2 separate regions of the Mus musculus genome follow, and region 2 is linked to region 1. Evidence: chromatin loops called from intact Hi-C (ENCODE). Cell type or tissue: left cerebral cortex. All regions are shown on one strand.

Evidence for each region. A loop is a pair of places that touch in the nucleus more often than their neighbours do. Peaks named below come from ENCODE experiments on the same cell type or tissue, not always from the same donor. Only the 100,000 strongest peaks of a DNase experiment are listed, where the experiment ranks them.
Region 2: a loop joins it to region 1, with 3 times the contacts of the local background. A loop is called at or near these places in 3 of 42 quality-filtered maps.

What each region holds. Positions count from the first base shown.
Region 1 is chr5:71,966,825-71,974,824 of GRCm38, reverse strand. All of the region lies in intron 4 of Gabrb1 (gamma-aminobutyric acid (GABA) A receptor, subunit beta 1), which reads right to left. Among named protein-coding and RNA genes, the nearest start is that of Commd8, 200 kb to the left of the region's middle. In left cerebral cortex, no CTCF peak of the experiment used is centred here; DNase peaks (open chromatin) are centred at 1,803, 2,843 and 4,267; H3K27ac peaks cover 4,039 bases.
Region 2 is chr5:71,912,481-71,920,480 of GRCm38, reverse strand. The region is part of intron 4 of Gabrb1 (gamma-aminobutyric acid (GABA) A receptor, subunit beta 1); the gene reads right to left. Among named protein-coding and RNA genes, the nearest start is that of Gm38562, 210 kb to the right of the region's middle. In left cerebral cortex, a CTCF peak has its summit at 4,606; DNase peaks (open chromatin) are centred at 3,076 and 4,545; H3K27ac peaks cover 2,215 bases.

The DNA of each region.
Region 1 (8,000 bases):
GCAATAATCTTCTCCATATGTTGAAGTTGAACTGGGGGTGATGCGATATTTACAGTGGTGAGGATAGTGCACACGGAGAGGAAATACCACTTAGGCAGCAGGAGGCAGTTGGATGGAGCACCTGCCATATTTAATACTGCATAGGCAGCTGCAGAAAATAACCTCCATCTATACACAGATGACTTTGTACTCCTTAACAGAACTCAGCAAATTGTCTCTAATAATTACATGATCCCAGAGGGAGGGTGATGATAATGGGCTCAATGTCTGTAGATGGCCATTTTACTAAGGTAATTTAATTACTAATTGTGATTCTAACATTAATTGATTTCTTAACAACATGCCAGCAACTTTGTTAAATATTTTTTATATACACAACAACCTATATGCAAATCCCTCTAAGATGGTATTGTTCTTTTTGCCTTTTATATAATTTTTACTATTTATTAATGAGATGGGCTAGCTTTGTTTTGCAGAAGGGATTAAATCTTGGCTGGAGATTGAATATTGTAGGATACAGAACACTTTTGATATCATTCAACGTTTACCAGTATTTTTTATAGCTGTGATATAATGGTGAGAATATGATATCATGTAAATAAGCACAAAAACGGCTGAAGCTTGTTCAGGGCCATTCAAAAATTGAAGTTCTGTCTATCTCCAAGCCAAAACTCACTTAATTTTCAGCAACCCAAACACCAATATTTAAAATAGAACATTCAAAGCCAAAGAACACTAATTTGATACTTACATATTAGTCTTAATCTTTACATCACAGATTGAAAAATAAAACCTGGGGCTTCCTTGGTATTGTTAAGTAAATTTCATTGGCCAGAAAACTGACAAAAAGCAGATTTTAGACCTGAGGCAAGAATTTACATTTCTTGCTCTTAAATAAAAACCCAGGGAAGAAGAGAACTCAAAGGCAAGGAGAGATGGGCTACTTTCCATCTAGGTTAGGTGGATGGAAAGTATATTCATGGGGTTTGGGGAAACAGCACAGCAAGTTAAAGCATTTGTTGCAAAGTTTGATGACCATAGCTGAATCTCAGTACCCATGGAATAAAAGAGAGAATCAACTTCCACAAGTTTTCCAGTAACCTGCACATGAATATTGTTGGCATGATCACCCATATATACACACTCACAAATAAATGCACGAAATAAAAAACAAAAAAGAAAACTATATTTATGTATATATACAAATATTTGAATGCATATAAATGTATGCATCTGCATGTATACAAAATCTTCAATGTATGCTGTGTTTGTGTATATATAATATGTAGTTATATTTAGAGAAAAAAATTGGCCAGCCTTCATTGATTTTGTGTGTGTTTGAGTATCTTAAGAGGGTCTAAGTCTTTATGGGCGGAGACAGCCTTCAACAATCATATGCTGGCAATCAGCATGTTTCACACACAGCAAGAAGCCTTAATCTGTTTTCTTATATAATTTCTTTTTGCAATTGTTTATTTTCTGAGCACTTCCTCCTTTTCTAGGCTATATGTCTCCAGCAGAGCAAGGGTATAGTCATTTATTCCACAGTGCTGTGAAGCCCTGACTAGCACAGGTTCATACAACTGGCAACTCAGGAAGACCAGGATGGCAGTCAGAATTTTAACTGCCACTTTGCTTTCCCCCTCACAGGATAAATTTTCTCCCAAGTATATCACATTGTGGTTTTCGGGTCTGGCTGACTCCCAGGTGTGGGAGTGAATCCTATTCACCTTATATTCTGCACAGAAGACGGGTAGGAAATAACCTAGCCAGAGAAATAGTGCCTGACTCTAAGCTTAAGAACGGAGCTGAGTATCCATGGCTCTTGCATCATCCTGCCAAATTCTTATTTAGCATGTTCATTGAAACATGAATAAATATAGCAGCTTAGGATGCCCCAGATGACTAGAAGCTGCCTGGGAGGATTTCACTCTGCAAAGCTTCTGCATAACATGATGGATAGAAATGTTCACGAATACGGCACATAAATAATAGATGTGTTTATAAAAAGGGAAGTTCTTAAGCCTTTTAAAGCCAACACATCATGAGTTCTCTTGATCTTTTTTTCCTTCCCTAGGATTCTGTAGGTAGGTCATCTAAATTCTACATATTCCATTTATGGATAATTACTGAATGAGTTAGAGAGCCTTGCACTAATGATTCATATAATCTTGCTATATGTAGTCATTGTTGGCTACAGCCCTCCTTTTGGTCTCTGTGTATTGCCTATGAGGAGTATCACAAAATTACATTGAGATGTAGTCAGAAGGTAGGAATAAAATTTGCATAGTGAAATATTTGACAGAGGACTATTTATATTAGCAAACCTTAAGAACCAGATTATTATTCTAAAACATATAAATAGTTAAAACTTGAACTATTTGGAAGAATGGATATTATAGAATATGGTAGGACAGTGTTCACTGTGACTGTTATGTTCCCAAATACTGAAAATAGAACACGTAGTTGAATATGCAAGCAACTGGATGTTTGTAGTGGATCAAATTTGTGATCCCTCTTTCTCTGAAATATGCAGCTGTTTAAAGTGAAATATAACAAATACTAATAACAGCGAAAGGAAATCTAAATTTCAAAGTCCTTCCAGTCTTGGAAATTTTACATATCAGGCAAAATAAGTTGTAAAGGTAAAAATTGCAACACAAAAAAATGGGAATAATCAATGAATGGTTTTACATGGCATACTTTAAGGGAAAGTCCTGGATACTCACTGTTTCATAGAGATGCTTACACTTAGAGCTCTAAGTCACGCCAGCCCAACTCTTCATTTTGCCACCACAAGGCTTCTCCTGCTGATTTAGAATCCAATATAAAGTGCAGTGCAGGTGCCAAGAGGATGAGTTGCATCCACAGAGAGTCTGAGTGATTCTGAGTCCTCCCTTTCCCAGGGTTAGGAACAGCACAGCTCCTTCACAGTAAGTGAACAAAGAGGGAGTCCTTGTGATTAGCTCCCATGTAGGCTACAGAATTGAGGAATGTTTCAAAAGTGAAAAAGAACTCCTCCTCTGTAGCTTCCGCTATTACATTTTGGGAAAAAAAGTCTTTGCTATTTAGAATTCCTATAAATAAAAATATTGGGGGGGGGGTGGTGGACTCAAGTTCTAGCCCCTCACTGACACCTGAGATCACAGAGCAGTCTCAAGTTTGCTTGGTATATTTCATTCTTTTCAATGTCTCCACCATGCCCTTCCCCTTACTGCTTCTGTCCCTTCTTGCAACTCCATGGAGACTATGTCTTAGAAAGAAGATATGGAATTGTCTATCCTCAAGTGGAGTTCTCAAAGATGTCTTTCACCATAAAGGCTGATGTGGTGGTCCCCTGGACTCTATCGATTCTACCATTTGAAGCACTTGGAACTAAACGTGCCTCCTGGGCAGAGGTCGACTAAACCGGGGAAGAGAGGCTCCACGTTGGATTGGCAGCCAATAGGCCTGATCAGAACCTCGCTCTTGGAGAAACAGGAATGCCAAATGAGGTAGGTTAATTGCACCAGCGTACTCATTAAAGTATGATTTGGTTCTTTGTAGACCCACGCTTGGAAACATGACCACCATATGATGATCTCCCATATTTGATGACATTCATCCATAATCTATGCTTACCCATGTAGTCTGACTTAAGAAATATGTTAGTTAAAAATTAAAATAGAGATACAGTATGTACATTACATAGGAATACAGATAGATATATGCTCATATATGTTTATTTCTTAATTTTCTCTATATTGTTTATCAGAAAAGGTGTTGAGGCAGGAAAAAATTATAAGATAATTGCATTTTCTCTTTTCAACTTAACTGCCTTTAAAGAGCAAGTAAAAAGAAACCCCCAAGTTTTATATATATACAAGGTCCTGCATAGGAGTGAGTTCTCATTCCTGTGTCAAGGCATGGGGGCGGGGGAGCTAATGAGTGTACAAACTGAAAAAACTTTAACCTTCTGAAACCAAGCATAGTTTATTGTGGGCTGAATCACCTTCAATTTTGTTCTGAGCTATAGGATAAACAGACCTTTCGATGTTCTTACTGAGTAGAAAGAGACCAAGATTCTGGTCAGCTATAGTTACCTTGGACTACCCAGGTGAAGCGGGTTAGTGCCTTTAACAATCTCTCGCCTATACTGAAAGGTTATTTTTGAAGACAAGGGGACTGAATGTTCCGTGTTCCCACCGTTGTCATGGAAACCTTTCAGCTAGCTGAATAGGTTAGCAGGATTTTATGTTCCCCATTTTGACAAATACAAGAAGACATGATCCCAGCTTTGCATCACTAATCAGGCGCTTCTGTTTTCCAGGCTTATGGCTCTTGATTAGTCATATTTTCTTAATGTTTTGTTGTTTTATTTATTTATTTTTTGCCACCCCCACTCCCTAACATAAATCAACAGGCAAGTTGTCTTTCAGAAATCATTTCCACTTTAAAAGCAGAGCCAAAATCGTGACTGGGCTGACCTTGTTGTGTGGGGACTCATACTGCTCACAGCTCTGAAAGGCTCCTGTAGATTAATTTAGGCTCCTGCTGAAGCTCTTCTGATTTCTACTGATTTTCAGTGGTTTCCTGGAGGTAAACTCACTTGCTAATAGGCAGGAATTATTCCTCATTTTAGCAACAACAGACAGCCAACACGGGCTTCTAAAGCACAGGTGAGATTCAGGAAAAAGGCATCCAAGGTTGAAACCAAAACAAGCTTGGTGCATGCGTGAATTCAGATCTAGCAAATAATGACTTTCCCATCTTATTTGAATCTAATCACCTTCCACATTTTTTCATTAATTTATTTAGTCAGTTTATATCCCAATCACACCTGCCTTCCTCTCATCCTAGTCTCGCCCTTACAAATTCCTCCCCCCCTGCCCTTATCTTTTCCTCCCCTCCTTAGAAAAGGGGAAGACTCCCTTGGGCACCACCCAGCTCTGGGATATCTAGTCGAAGCAGGACTAAGTGCATCCTCTTCCACAGAGGTCCAACTGGGCAATCCAGTGATGGCAGGCAACAGAATCATTGACAGCCTCTGCTCCAACTATTAGAGGACCCACGTGAAGACCAAGCTGCGTATCTGCTACAAATGTGTAGGGGATTTAGGTCCAGCCCCCGTGAGAGAACAAACTCCTAACAGTAGTAATGATACTCTTCTGTGCTTGCAGACAGGAGTCTACCATAACTGTCTCGTGAGAGGCTTCATCCAGCAGTGGATGGAAACAGATGGGGAGACCCACAGCCAAACATCAGGTGGAGCTCCAGGAGTCTTGTAGAAGAGTGGAGGATAGAATTGAGGGACCAGAGGGGTCAAGGACAGGAGACCTATAGAGTCAATAAAATGGGCCATGGGGGGCTCGCAGAGACTGAACCACCTCCATATTTTTTTCACAGGATATCAGTGGTTTAAGGGCAAGGGCAAGATGGAAAGGCAGTAACTGCACTGTGGACATAGGGATGAGCATTTTGGGTGGACTAGCTGAGGCTGGTCTTTGTTGGGTCCTCTACAAAGGACCTTTGTTGGGAGTCTGGTTGTAAAAGTCTGGGAAAGGAAGAGACAAGGCTGATGGGTAGTGTGTTGTGAAATGACAGCGTAGTAAAGTCGCAAAAACAGTGGGCTCTCTGTCTGCATGACTTGGGAAACTGCTCTTGTACTGAACTTCCATTACAAGAGGAACAGAAATACTGGTCCCATTTTCTTGTGCAGAGGGGGTAGAGTTAAATCCTGTACCTTGATCATCAGCTCCCATCTATGAAGTATGTGCCATAGGCATATTTAACAGGACAAAGCCTCTGGGGAGATGGAAAAATACAGAAAACGATAACAAGGCACAAAAGAACATGGGGAAGGAGGTGAGCCTGGGCACGGGCACTGTCGTTTTTAGTTGTATCCATCCTGGACACTGCCAGCATGACCATCTCAGTCCCACACTTCACCAGACCCTCTCTGTCTGCATGCGACTAATTGAAATGATTTTTTTTTTGCAGAATTAATTTAACGAAAAGTGATTTCTGTTATTCGATTATGTTCCAGTGCAGTCTTGCTTTCCGTTAAATGCTCCATCGTCTGTTCTGCCCCAATGTAATCAAGCTTGCCTAAGAAACATCGACTTAATAGAGAAGTGCATCATGGAAACCTCTTTCTTAATGGGGCATAAAGCCTTGGTGATTCAGGGGCTTCAACTTTCCCATAGCAGTTATATGCCACTGGGAATTAGTGCATTGAAATTCACTAAATTCTGTGTACTCTTCCTGCAAGCAGATAGTAACAACTTGATTGCTACAAAAGGATGAGAAATAAACCAACTGGAGTGTCATTGAGTAGGCCTCGAATGATTTCGATGATTTGGGAAGCCATCAAAATAAAAGGTGGCACACGTCTAAACCTCTAAAAGTGCCTGGCAGACAAGAAGGCAGGCATGAAAATGAAACAGCTTGGATCCTTCTAACTGTCTTGAAGGTGATTGGGCAACAGTAAGCAGTCATTTACATAATATAAATGGTATCTCTTCAAAAATTAATGAATCCCCTGTGTGTTATGAAATTTACCTGGTAGAAAAATTTTCTCCTCCTTCCAAGTGATGATGATGAAAACAAGTGCTCAATTGTTAAATATTTTTGTTTTGCATTTAATCTCTCGATGTGCCACAGTGTTCTTGTTTAGAATACTCTTCCCATCAAGGAACCCGAGGCAGGAGGATTGCTTCCAGTTCAGAACATATTTGGGCTACATAATGAATTAGAGAATAACTTGAACTACACTGCGAGACCTTATTTTAACAAACAAACAAACAAACAAACAAACAAACAAACAAGTGCCCAAGTGATTATCTTTAGAATTAGAAATTTTAGTGAATGCTGAAAAAAGTAGGACCCTTAGCTCTTTAGTACAAATCAATTACATTTAAATCAATTCCTTTTTAAATTAATACAACACATGGATATTGTAAACTTTTTTTTTAAGTTATAAGAAATTCAGTATCCCTGTCTCCCCTTCCATCTCTTGGTTTAGTGCTTCAGAAAAAAATAAATTGTGTTCGCTCCAGACTTGACTCCCAGGGCTCGCTTCCATTCCTCTAAGGATCATGTTTTCCTGAGTATAGTCTACAGCTGGTCATGTGACACCAGCTGAGTGCCCAGCTGTGCAACAAAGGTAGAGTCACTTTTTTATGCTATCTTGGGGTGACATATGCTGCAGCAACTTTCTAAGCCCATATGCAAGGGGCAGCAAATATTTTAACTGTCTGTTGCATTCAATTGGTGACTTGCAGCAAAAAGAGATAGGGAATTTACTCAATTATCCTTCTGAAACTTGATTTTTTAAATTATAAATATATTCTTTATTTACATTTCAAATGTTATCCCCTTTCCTAGTTTCCCCTCTGAAAATCTCCTATCCCCTTCCCCCTCCCCCAGCTCCCCCAACCCACCTACTCCCACATCCTGGTCCTGGCATTCCCATACACTAGGGCATAGAAACTTCATAGGACCAAGGGCCTCTTTTCCCATTGATGACTGACTAGGCCATCCTCTGCTACATAAGCAGCTAGAGCCATGAGTCCCACCATGTGTTTTCTTTGATTGGTGGTTTATTCACTGGGATCTCTGGGGGGTACTGGTTAGTTCATATTTTTCCTCCTAGTGGGCTGCAAACCCCTTCAGCTCCATGGGTACTTTCTCTAGCTCCTTCATTGGGGACCCTGTGCTCCATCCCCACCTGGGGATCCATCCCATAAACAACCACCAAACCCAAACACTAGTGCAGATGCCAACAAGATTTTGCTGACAGGAGCCTGATATAGCTGTCTCCTGAGAGGCTCTGCCAGTGCCTGGCAAATACAGAAGTGGATGCTCACAGCCATCTATTGAACTGAAACTTGATTTGGTTTTTTTTTATTAGATATTTTCTTCATTTACATTTCAAATGCTATCCTGAAAGTCCCTTATTCCCCCCCCCCCCCCGCTCCTGTGTCCTGGTCCTGGTGTTTCTGGTGTTTCCCTGTACTGGG
Region 2 (8,000 bases), 54 kb after region 1:
CTGCATATGCAGCAGAGGATGGCCTAGTTGGACATCAATGGGAGGAGAGGCCCTTTGTCCTTTGAGGCTGTATGCCCCAGTGTAGAAGAATGCCAGGGCCAGAAAGCAGGAGTGGGTGGGTTGGTGAGCAGGGGGAAGAGGGAGGGGATGGGGGAGGGTGTTCTTCGGAGGGGGGACTGGGAAAGGGGATAACATTTGAAATGTAAATAAAGAAAATATCCAATTAAAAAAAAGAATAATTATCAGCTCCTTGATTTCATTTTCAAAGGCAACACTTGCTGTGTTTGAAAAAAAGGATTAAATGAAGACCTTTAGACCATCTTGTTCATGGACTTGAGACACAGTGGTAATGCTGAACAAGAGAAAGTATGTGTTGGAAAAATGTGTGAGGCTATTGTAGCTTTATGGGGGTAAAAAGGCTATCCAGCTCTTATGGAGAGAGGTATATTTTTACTTTTGGAATTCTTTAGTGGGTTATTTGTAGATTATTCCAGGACTAGGAGCCCCCATGTAGTATAAGCAAACAATGAACAAAATCTTGACAGTAAGCATTTCATCTGTGCTCTCATACCAGATTAACCATTCTGTTTTCTTTACCCTGATTCTCTATCATAGTCTGAATAAAATAGAACAAGTCCCTCCCTGGCAAAATGAAAATCCAAATCCTTAAGGTCACCTCATATATTTAAATCCACCAGTGTTTAATTTTGTGACTCTATTACTTGATTGTGAAGGTTTTCACTAAGAAAATCCTACCAACCAAAGAGCATCCGCAGGCTGGACACCCCACCACATGCAAACATAGCAGATGTGTAGCTTTCTGTGGGTCTCAAAGAACTGGAGCAGGGGCCATCCCAAAAGTTGTTGCCTATCTGTGGGCTATGTTCTAGCTGAGCTGTCTTATCTGGCCTCAGTGGGAGAGGATATGCCCAGCCCCACAGAGACTTGAAGTGCCAGGATGGGGGGACACCCAGAAGGAGCCGCAACAGGTTGGAGAAGAAGGGGAGGGGAGATAGATAGAGAGGTTGTTGGAGGAGGTGTCTGGTAGGGGGGACAGTTACTGAGATGTAAAATGAATAAATTAAAAAGAAAAGAAAAGTAAAAAGAAAGTTCTGATAGGTTTTTTTTTTGTTTTTTTGTTTTTTTTTGTTTTTTTGTAGCTAAGCTTGTAGACCTTAGCTAACTCTGGGCATATACTCTTGGATGGTGTTTGAAGTATGTGCTAGAAAATTGAGGGGGAATGGGCAAAAGGGAAGATAGCTTTGCGCAAACAGTAAACATTTGCTAGAATACCTCATATTTGTCATAATTTTCTAAAGATAGGTTTTTTTGAACACTACAAAGAAGACATCTTCTTCCTTTACAGTAGCCTTTCATGATTTGGAATAGAAGAACCTTAAAGAGAAAAAGAGGATGATAAGCAGTTAGCAGGATGAGAGGCTCTGCTTCAGATGTACATACTTGGGAAGAGGCTGCCACAAGGAGAGAGAGTATGAAAGCTAAGAGCAAGGTCTCCTGGACTCACCCACATGCTTCATAGACTTGAGAAGATAATTCAGTATGTGCTTTCATAGAAAAATTAAACTCAACTGCTTTTAAGATTAAGATGAAATAAGTTATGTGCATGCATTCATTTCTGACAAAATTAAGGCATAGGAAATCTAGGAAAAATGGATACTTAGACATAAAGGCATCCCTAAATCCTCACAAGCCAATGTATCCTATAAAAATGACATACCAAATCCAGCCATGTGATGTAGTAAGTAGTCATGCAACGTAATGGATATGTGATGTAACGGACATGCGACATAACAGATGGAATAAATGTGACTTAGTCACACTTCTTTTGAATTGACTCAGTTGTAGAAAACTGAGAAATTGGCAACTTTAATATCTTCTGCTACATTTGCCTCTAAATTTCTTAGTAATCTTAGTGCTTTCTCTTCTTAAAAATTATGTTTTGTGCCGGGCATGGTGGCGCACGCCTTTAATCCCAGCACTTGGGAGGCAGAGGCAGGCGGATTTCTGAGTTGGAGGTCAGCCTGGTCTACAGAGTGAGTTCCAGGACAGCCAAGGCTACACAGAGAAACCCTGAACATGTCAGTGTACATTTGTTTAATTCTCTCATGAGGGTTTAGAGGCTCAGTCACAAGAATGTTCTCTCCAGGGATTTCACACACAAGCCAACCATGTGAACTATGGATGCCGTAGATAGACATGTGTGTCTGTGCGCATACAAAATAGTGAAGAAGGATGGAAAAGGTTTCTAAAACTCCATCAAAAATTCATATGCTTACTTCATTTGTGTTTAACAACTCCAAAACCCCAATAGATACTAATAAACTTAATTTATATGTCTAGATACAGATTAAAGGCCAGTGTGAGCCAAGGGAACAGTGCTTGACTGAGTGGATACTTTTCTGGACAAATACATTTGTAGAGTTTCATAGGAGGAGAATGAATGGAAGAATTCCATAGACTGTCAAAGGTCCTTTTCTGATGGAGATAAAACTACCCACATGCAACTTCTAAAGATTTGATCTCTAATCATCTCAGTCATTTCCTGCTTGTCACCATGTCCCCTTTCTATGTTTCTGATTTTGACCTTCAAATGCAGTGAATGAGAAGTCACAGTGTACAGTCTGTATGTGGCACAGATTGCGGTGTGAGCCCAGAACTCATCCACCCCATCTCAGGACTTATGAGTTAGCACACCATCTATAGAAGCAATTCCAGACAATGCAACCCCTTCATTAAGACCACTGAGGTTTAATAATTGCATTCAAATGCATCCATCTCCTTCCATCTCAAGGTCAACCCCAACGTTCTTTTTCTAGCCTTTGTTCCACAGCCCTGGTTCCAGACAAGGAGTTTCCAAACTGCAGTGAGATTACTGAGTTGGTTTCTAACCCACCTGTTTGTCAAGACTTTTCTCTCAGACCTCTGGAAGGTCCTCTGAGGTCATTTTCATTTCTCAAGCCTAGAATGAACAAATAGAAAAGGCTCGGAGCAGCATGGGAGTTGAGCCAAGAGCAGTACTGTGAGCATCCATTTGTCCCTCCACCTACGCTCTGAGGGGGCAGCTGTGATGTCTCGATGGGATGAGAAAAGACTCAATATGCATGGCAATCTGGTGCTGTGCCCATGGGACCATCAAAGGAAAAATAGACCGTGTGCAGTCTTTCTCCCTAGAGAAAATAAGCTTTGTGCAGTTCTTGTGTCACAAATGCAGGTTGCCATCAGCAACCAGGGTACCCCCTTTATCAGAACAGTTGCAGAAAGTGAGGCAGGATAGAAGAGCAGAAAAAAAATCTTAGGAACCGGAAAAGGAGAAAGAAGCCCCTCATCCTGTAATCCAGTTGGAGTCCTTGCTAATGACGTAAAAATGGATTCCAGTGCAACACTTTTCTAGGAATCACACCAGAAACCCCTAGAGAGATAGAGGGAGGGAGGGGAAGAGAGAGAGAGAGAGAGAGAGAGAGAGAGAGAGAGAGAGAGAGAGAGAGAGAGAGAGAATGTACTACCCATTGGGAAATTTCCATTGGAAAATCCTAGTGGCATCTGGTTTTATTTTATTGGACTACAATTTCATCTAAAGCATCTTTGAAACCACCTCCTATCACTCTTATCAAGACAGAAGGGATAAATGGTTCATAGCAACCATTTGAGATGTATCACGAGAGCCATTAAGCTGAAATACATGGCCAGCACTAAGATTGTTAATTGCTTACTGTCTCTTGGAGAAGCCCGTGTCTATGCTTGGTACATTTCACTTTGTTCTACTTTGTGTCATAGGAAAGCATATAGCCTCCAACTGAATGTTTGCCTTGCTGTTTTCTTACCCCTCCTTCTTTAAACCATAATACTCAAGTCTATATTAAAACATCAGTATTTCAAAATCACCATCTCTGTTTCACTAAACTGACCAGTCTTGAAATCCTTTACATCATTGAATCCATGAATACCAGTTTGGCCTGAGCCTAGGGAAACTTCTCAGGCTAATGAGGGCAGCAGCATCAAGTTGTGTGTCTCTGTCCTCTCAACACTGACACATAGAAAGAATCGATGACTGGCCTTAACAGCAAAGGCAAGTATTCAAGCTTCATCATGTCCCTCTCTCTGCCCTAACCACTCCAAAAGATTTCTACTCATTACTTCTTCTCCTGACAATTCAACATTTGTGTGATATGCCAGGGTATTCAGGGAAGAAGTAGATTTTAAAGATAGACAACAAAATTTTGTGAATGAAATAATAGAAACATCAGACTTTCCCATTGGATAAATTATATCAAAAGAATGGCAGCAAGTGCTATTTGATCCCTAAGTATTAATCATTATAATACCCTTATGAGTTGAAAGACTCTGTATAAGGTGGACATTCACAAATCACTTCTTGAAGTAGAAAGGCAGCAGATGTATCTTTAAAGACATGGAGTGCCATAAGGAGAAAAACCAATTTCTCCCAGTATATGAATGCTTGAGACAGTTTGTTTGCTTTAGTTGCATAGTTTGTAGGCGATTGAGTGTGTGAGGACTTATGGAATACTTAAATGCCCACGTAATGAGAACTGTTCATGTCAAAGACGTGCTTAGACAGCGGAGGCAGTAGAGAACTCATTTTGTTTCTGTTTCAGTCCTTGAATAACCACTTCATAGACACTGTGTTCACTTAGAGAAAGAATGAACACAATACCTATCCTCTGGGGCCCTTGTGTTATAAGCAGATGAATAGCACCTGGACAACCTCACAACCAGGAAGCCACTGTCTGCTTCTTTGTTTTGTAATGAGGTAGTCCGTTCAAAGAATGAGTACAGATGGAGGCTTATAATAAGATTTCTCTGGTGGTGGGAAAGAGTCCTTTAGACTGGCCATGGAGGATGTGAAGTCACTCTTCAGTCAAGTAGGTACAGTAGTTCATGTCTATAATCTCAACACGTGGAAGACTATGTCAGTAAGATCAGAAGCTCAAAAGCCATGTTGGCTACATTGGGTTTATTAGAACCTGTTTCAGAAAAACAAACAAACAAACAAACAAACAAACAAAGTTTGCTTTTTGTCTTATACACAGGAAGTATCAGTGGTGCCAATTCTGTATTAGCCTTGTTCTCGAGATACTTTTTAAATGTTTGTTTCTCTCTGCCAGAAGAGTGTGTGGTCTGTGAAACCCTATGTTAGGCAGAATATGAAACCTTGGTTTCCTTACTTTATGGAGATCCTTCAAAAATACTTAAGACAATCAAAACTAAGCCAAAATCTCTACCCCTTTTTTCAAGGTCAACATATTAAAGACTGATAGATTGGACATAGTTTCTTGAGGAGTAAGGACAGACCACATTGGTAAATGCTGGGCCAGAAAGAGAACTATTGGCCATTCTTTAAGGCCACATGGATATCCTTTAGACCATTTAATCTGAAACAAGTAGTTGTCATATGGTTGTAATCTAAAATACTGGAACAAGATATGAGTTCCTTATTACATATTTATAACATTGGTTGTAATTGTTCCTCCTTGATGATATCTAGAGTTTGGGGTGATATATTTGCTTTATATTATGCAATTATATATATTATGTATCTCCATTATCTGGTTTAAGAAACCCTTTCCCAAATTGATGATGAATTGCTTGGTAGAAAGACTGGCCTTTCTCAAGGAGTGACCACGAACAGAGGTCTGCTCTGTACTGTGTTCCTTACGACCTCATTATTTTGGAATAAAAAACAAAGACTGAATAGTTTCATGAATTCCAGAATAAATCCTGTCAGTTTTTTAATCTAAAGAGAGAGGATCCAGGCAGGATCTGAAATAACCATGACTTACTGGAATACATAAAATCAGAGATGGTTTGGATTCATTTTGTAGAAAAAAAAGTATAGCAGTGGCAATTTTCAAGGTAAAGTGCCTATGAAATTAAAGACTGTATTTAAATGTGTGTATAGGACATTTGACCATTCTCCCATACTTCATTTCCATAATATATAACACATTTAAAAGGCATTGCTGGCTTAGGGAGGAAGCATTCAGACATTTGAATGATGAACGTTAAGGTCATTCATTTGAGGTAAGAAAACAGTTTCCTCACTTAAGTGTCAATTTGTGTGATGTTTTAAATTGCAAAACCAACAAATGGTTACAGTAGATGGATAATGTTTTATTAACCATTCTTACCACCTGAGAAGTGAGCAAGGGAGAAGTTAAAAAAGAATTTTATCTTATGTAAATAAGTAGAGTTAGGTCAATGCTCTTAAGCTGATTTTCTAAATATTTAGCTAACATAAGACAACACTGGCTATAGGTGTGACTTTAGCTACACACACACACACACACACACACACGCAAGTACAGGTGTGCTTATTCCAAGTTAGCACATATTTATTTAATAACTGTATGCTACTTAGACTTCTGTGACATCTAGGAATTCAAAGATGACACTACCTGTGGTAATAGTATCCACTTCAGTAACTGTGAATAAAAATATTGAGATAAATTCTTCAATGTTTTGTAGGTCATTCATTACATTCACTAAAACACAAAAACATAAAATAATAATAATAAGGAAACTGTCTTTACCCTTTGTAAATCAGACTCAAAATCCCATGAAGTCTAAGTGAGGGTTACAAGGTTAAAACTGAAATATTGTCAGGACCAGTTTCTTATCAAGCTTATAGGGGAAACCTACCTGCTTGTCTTTTGCAGTTGCCACTTGGAATAAAGAAAAAGAAAATATAAAGAAGTAAAGATTCTACATAAAGTCACTCTGTCTCAACAGCAACAGAAGCCTCAACCCATTTCAACATCAACTCAGATACATAGTATCCTCCAGGTCTCATCAATTCAGATGTTTATGGTATAACCATGTAAGTAATATATATGCAATACCTATATGTATACCCTATATTGTATTAGCTCATGCTCTGTCACCCCCATGTCCATTTTTTGTAAAAGTCCCACACTGGGACCAATAAATAATCAAGAAGAATGTTACTACTTCAGGATTCTTAGCTATGCCCTTCTGCACATCAATTTTTCCACAGAAAGGGACATATTCACAGGTCTGAAAATTAAAACATGGGTATCTTTGTGAGAATACATTATGCAGACTACAATTGTAAGTTCTCTAGAGTGCTCAAGATTCACACCTAAGATTTGGATGAATAAGAGGCTCTCTTAAATAATCTCATTCCTGTTCTGATATATCTAGTAGCTAGTGCATATAATAGCTTTAAGATTACCCATCTGTGACTTGATAATCTGAATTCAGGTTATCAGCATCACTAACATAACAGTCCTTGCTTGGCTTTCACCTGGGCTCTTATTACTTTCCTAACAAGTTCCTAATTTAGCATTTTTTGAAATCTGGATAAGCTGAGAATTTTCCAAATCATCAAATCTGGTTCCTTTCTGATGAACATGGCTTTCTTAATTTTTTAAAAAAAACTCCTTCTTGTATTCGTACTGCTATAAGCAACAAGAAACCAGGACTCATCTTTAACATTCTACTTAGGAATCTCCTAAGTATCTAAATTCATTGCTTACAAATTTCACTTTCTTCAGAAATGGTAGGATGCAATTTAGGTAAGTTTTCTGTAATTATATCATAATAATCTCCTTTCACCATCCTCATTTCCCTTCTGAAGCCTCATCAGAAGTGCTTTTAGCAACCATAACTCTACCCACTGTTTGCTTAAGATGGCACAGTTATTCTCTGAGCAGATATCATGTTTATACTACCATGCTCCTAACTTCAACCATCACAATAGTATTTAACATCTATATTTCTGCCATCTCTTTGTTCGAGGGAACCTATTACTTTTCCTACATGTTCTTCAAAATTATTCATATTCTAATCATTCCCAATTTCCAAAAATCCCTGTCTCATTGCTATGTGTTAGCACTGTACCCTCCTTTTATGTACCACAGTGGCTAATTTGATTTCTGTTTCCAAATCCAGTTTCTTAGGGTTTAATCTGTATTCTATCAATTTCTTATTTACATCTCCTG